Linked DNA regions of Homo sapiens: region 2 is linked to region 1. The links are chromatin loops, found by intact Hi-C in ENCODE. Cell type or tissue: ascending aorta. All regions are shown on one strand.

Region 1 (2,500 bases):
TCCACCCCTCTTCTTCCCTCCACCCTTCTGAGTCTCCCTTCTGAGTCTTCATGGAACTGGTTCATTTTTGTGTGAAACTGTAAACACAAACCACTCCCAAGGACTTGGAATTTCCAGAGTGGCCCCCTTCTGCCTCTTAGGACTCAATTGCAAACCACATACAAGAAAAGGTGATCGTACTGTCTTATTTTAAGTCTCAATTTCATCATCTCCAAGCTTGGCAACAAAGCAAAGGACAAGAAAGAAAAGTATGAAGCTGTCTTTTTTAGAAAAAGAAAGAAGCATCAGGCCAGACAAGGTGGCTCACGCCTGTAATCCTAACACTTTGGAAGACCAAGCAGGCGAATCACTTGAGGTCAGGAGTTTGATCCCGGCCTGGCCAAAATGGTGAAACTCCGTCTATACTAAAAATGCAAAAATTAGACCAGGCGCTGTGGCTCACGCCTGTAATTCCAGATCGCACCACTGCACTCCAGCCTGGGCAACAGGGCGAGACTCCGTCTCAAAAAAAAAAAAAAAAATTAGAAACTTCAAAAGTACCCTTTGAAAAAAGTCTTGTTACCTCATTTTATTTATTATGTATGTATTTATTTATTTATTTTGAGATGGAGTCTCACTCTATCACCCAGGCCAGAGTGCAGTGGTATGATCTCGCCTCACTGCAACCACCATCTCCTGGGTTCAAGTGTTCTCCCTCCTCAGCCTTCCGGGTATCTGGGATTACAGAAGTGTACCAGCACGCCCAGCTAATTTTTGTATTTTTGTAGAAATGGGCTTTTGCCATGTTGGCCAGGCTAGTCTTGAACTCTTGACCTCGGGTGATCTGCCCACCTCGGCCTCCCAAAATGCTGGGGTTACAGGCATGAGCAACCATGCCCAGCCATTACCTCATTTTATAAATGAGAAAATTGAGCCTCAGGATTCTAAACGGCTTCCTCAAGGCCAGAAAAGTGAGTGACACTCCAGCATCAATCCCACGCTCAGCCTCAACCCTGTTGCTTCTCCCAAGCCTAAGTTTGCTCTCAAACTTTTTCCCTAGAGAATCTCTACTTACCAAGGCTCTGAGGATAGACCTGCGTACACAATTCAGATTTGTCCAACACATACATGAAATATTTTAGATGATTCATCGTTTATTTTACAAAATTCTTGTGAGTTGGGCATTTAGTCCATAATTCATGTGGGTTTATTTTGAGGTTTTGTGTTGAAATGATTAGATAACAACTGGAGTTCCCCTGAGAAAAGCTGCAAACATCTAGACATCACATCCTGGAGCCTGCTGTCCTTAGGGATATTTTAGCAGGGCTGGTAAGAATAGCAGAGGTGTCCTAAGGCCTCGTGTACCCATGGGTTCCAGTAAAATTGGCCAATGGGAGGAGGAGGGGCACCAAGGCTGCGTGATGTGTGGCCCAGCCCCTGGGAGCTGCAAGACACTGGATGAGTGGCTTTCTGAATCTCAGTTTCTGATCCTGTTAAAGAGGGCTAATTACCCTGCCCCTGCCCTGCTTGAGTTTATGAGAGGGTCCAAATGAGATTGATACATGTAAAACTGCCTCACAAAGATGGTAGAAACCTTTGATTTTGGCCCAGTAGGGTGAGAGGAGCCTCCCATTACTCAAGGCCAGTGACAGAGCCATCTGTCTTGCTGTGGAGCTGGCCATGGGCATTCCCACTGAGCCTCAAAATAGGGGCAACAGGCAAGAAGTGATGCTTCCAGGGTTGGCTCCAGGGCCTGGGCCACCCCTTGACACTGTTGCCCTTAATGAAGGTCTCTGCCCAGGAGCAGACAACAAACAGGGTGGGTGAAGGGGCAGCCTGAGATAATAAGCCCAGAGGGGCTGATCCTCGCTTCTAAGGAGCCCAGAGGGAGGAGGAAAGGTCCAGAGTACCCCGCACAGGAGGAATGCAGTGCCAATTAAGTGCCTGCTGCACACCATCCTCTTCCTAATTGACACAGCACTCCCAAGAAAAGCACCTTTCTCGTCTTTTAAAGTTGAGAATACAGAGATTCAGGGCTGCCATTACTTACCCAAGGGCACCAGCTGGCCAGTGGCCAATGTGGGTCTCAGCTCTGTGTACAGCTCGGCTTGGAAATGCATATTACCTCTTGGGAGAGCCGGTTTCTGGCTCAGGTGCCAGGATTCAAAAGGAGGAGATGTCCTCTCTGCTCCTCTGAGGCCTCCACCAACAGGAGGCTGAGGGGCTACCACCCCTCACACTAAGGCCCACTCCTCTGCAGAGTGAGATTGGCACTTGGAAGGTGAACCTGGTTCCCAACCACAATTCCGAGGTCACTCTAGGCTCAGAGGCGGCCCCCTTCTTCAAGGAGCAATGTGTAACTGGAGGCCTCTTGAGGCTAGGCCAATTTGGCAAAACCAGAGAGAGCCGACTCAACTGATCGGGTAGTTGCAGGTCTGAAGATTGCAGCTTGTGGGTGCTGCTCACAATGTTAGAAAACTGGTAACATGCAGTCACCTGGATGAAAAATGAGGGACTCTAG
Region 2 (2,500 bases), 200 kb after region 1:
CTCTTCATTCTAAAGCAAAAGCCCTGCTGTGCCCTTCTGGGTGTGGAGGCAGGTATGGTCCTGGTCTGAGTTGGGGTGATCCTCTCAGCATTCTCTGGGCAGCCCCTTTGCCCATCAGAGTTGGCCAGGCTGGGGTGGGTGAATTAGGCCCTTCCCTCAGCCTTGCAAACATTGAGCTATTGTATGGAACCAGCTGGCTGCAGGGCCAGAGACCTATCTCTGTGGCCCATGGTGGTCAGCATCTGTGGGTCTTGCCCCCGTCAGCACCCCCGACATCCCATGTGGACAGGACCAGGTATCTGTATGCTGGGGGTTTGGTGGGGCTGTCCTTGGGATGCCTGTGCTGTGCCCTGAGGGGCTGGTTTCCAGGCTCTCTGCAGGGGGATCTGTGTGAGTTTGGGTGGGACATCTAACAGGACAGAACGCAGCTCTGCAGGGCATACTCCAGAGTGGACTCAGCATACATAACCCCTCCCACCTGCTGCAGGGCACTTTCAGACTCCGGAGATGACTGACATTAACACGGGCTCATTAACAATGTTGTCACCTTCTAGAGAAGGCACTTCCCTCCCAGGCCGCCCTTGCTAACTTGCTCGCCTATGGATGGGAGCCCCCTGCCTGGCTCTGCCTGGCTGGCCGCTGCCTGCAGTTGAGGACACTCCCATTGGGGGTACTTTGAGAGAGCTGGCTCTCTAGGGCTCGGCCTGTTTTCTGTCACCATGAAGTAAGGAATAAACTGGCCTGTCCTCAGGGTGCCACACCCTGCCCAGCTGTTGCCCCCCCAGAGCAGCCCCTCCCCATGGCCTTTCCTCCATTGTAAAATGCGGGAGTTGGACTGGAAACAACACATGCAACCCTCCTCTCTCCCCCAGGGCTGATGATGAGTGCTGCTGGCTTGGGCTTGGTGCCTTGAGGCATCTTCTTAGTCCCCACAGAGATCCTGGGAGGCTGGTGGTGTTGTCAGCTAGTTTCACAGAGGTGGAAACCAATGCTCGGAGGAGTTAAAGTCCTGTTTAGTGTCTCCGGGTCTGATGACTGTGGCCAGTAAAGGGACAGGTGGTCCTATTTTGACCCCCTGCCGTCACTGCTGTGTCTGCCCCTGCCAAATGGTGGGCAGGTGGCAGGAAGCGCAGGCTGCCTTGTGGAGCTGAGCCTGGTCTGAGCAGTGCACCCCTGGCTAGTTATAAACTGGGGCCCCCTGTTTGTGTTCAGCCTGGAAGGAGACACCACGTGGTTTCCAGTGGAATGGGCGCCCCCAGAACACCCTGCCCACTGATAGGGTTATGCTGGGGGCCCAATGAGGCCCTCCCCACCTCCCCTCCCTTGGTCCACTTTTCTATGTGAAGAAATGTTTTCGTTATGAAATAAGTGATAAAAATAAAAGAATGTAAGTGCATGTAAGATGTTACAAAAAAGCACACACAAATCTCCCTGTCAGTTAAAGGGACGTGACTGACCATGTAGTCATGAGATCAGTGAGATCAGTTTAAACAGCTGCCTGGGTGAGTCTAACAGCTGAGGACACGATGTGGCCCGGGCTGGCCACCCTTCCTCTTAGCTCTGAGTGCTAAGTGAGGAAATAAACCCGCCTCGGGCAGGTCCGGGACTCTATGTCACCAAGATCTGCCGTGTATCCGGCCTCCATCTCCCGTTTTGTAACTCAGAACCGTCTGGTGCCTCATTCCCATAACTGAGGTTTCGCTGCATACCTTTCCTTCTCTCTGGCCTGGCCACTCTTGTCTTTAACCCTGTTTTTGTGCTTGTTTATTGGTTTGGTTTTTATTTTAAAAATTTTATTTAGTTATGTTGAATTCATTCGATGAGTCATCTCAAATTCTATTTGGAATGAAGTGGAGCAAAAATGAACTAAGGAAGGAAGTGGTAAAGGAGAGAATGGGGTTGGGGGAGAGGAAGGAAAGAGGGAGGGAGGAAGGCCAGTGGGCATCAGGCATCTGTTACCTGGGATACAGAGGTGAGTAACCTGCCCTCCCAGCAGCTCGAAGTAGGTTTTGTTTTTCCTGGGGGAACTTTTGAGAGGCGGTTCTCCCTAGTGGCTAGTCCCCAGGAAGGCACAGCCACTCAGCTTCCTGGTCAGAAGGCTCTCCCGGAGAGCGCTGTTCTTGTTCCTGTCCCTCAGGCCCTTGGCAGGCTGGCCCTCGGCAGGCTGGCCCTCAGCCCCGGGCGGACATTGTCCTGTGAGCTCCATGCCTGCGTGCTCACCGTGGGGCCGGGCACACCTGCCAGCTGCTCCTGGCTGTGGTTCTGGGGACTCCCACACTCACCAGGCTCTCCCACCTGGTGGGCTATTCCAGCTGCCTCCTTTATGCCCAGAGCTGCCGAGACATTAACACGAAGAGGGGTGTGCTTGACTAAAGCAGGGGAAGGAGCGAAACGTAGGAGGAGCTGTTTCTGGAAGGGAAAAGCAGCCCTGGCCGGTGGTCCCTGCCCAGGCCCAGCACAGTAAGTTCCCAACTCCCCACGTGCCGCCTCTCGGCTGGGC

The links. Hi-C counts contacts between places; a loop is a spot of excess contacts. Peaks named below come from ENCODE experiments on the same cell type or tissue, not always from the same donor. Only the 100,000 strongest peaks of a DNase experiment are listed, where the experiment ranks them.
Region 2: it touches region 1 in a loop (2.0-fold over the local background); 3 of 110 quality-filtered maps call a loop at or near these places.

Annotation. Positions count from the first base shown.
Region 1 is chr7:47,650,403-47,652,902 of GRCh38, reverse strand. No RefSeq gene overlaps it. Among named protein-coding and RNA genes, the nearest start is that of LINC02902, 3.6 kb to the left of the region's middle. In ascending aorta, no CTCF peak of the experiment used is centred here; a DNase peak (open chromatin) is centred at 1,372; H3K27ac peaks cover 1,546 bases.
Region 2 is chr7:47,452,893-47,455,392 of GRCh38, reverse strand. The region is part of intron 4 of TNS3 (tensin 3); the gene reads left to right. Among named protein-coding and RNA genes, the nearest start is that of SNORD151, 11 kb to the left of the region's middle. In ascending aorta, no CTCF peak of the experiment used is centred here; DNase peaks (open chromatin) are centred at 1,552 and 2,149; H3K4me3 peaks cover 1,042 bases; H3K27ac peaks cover 2,500 bases.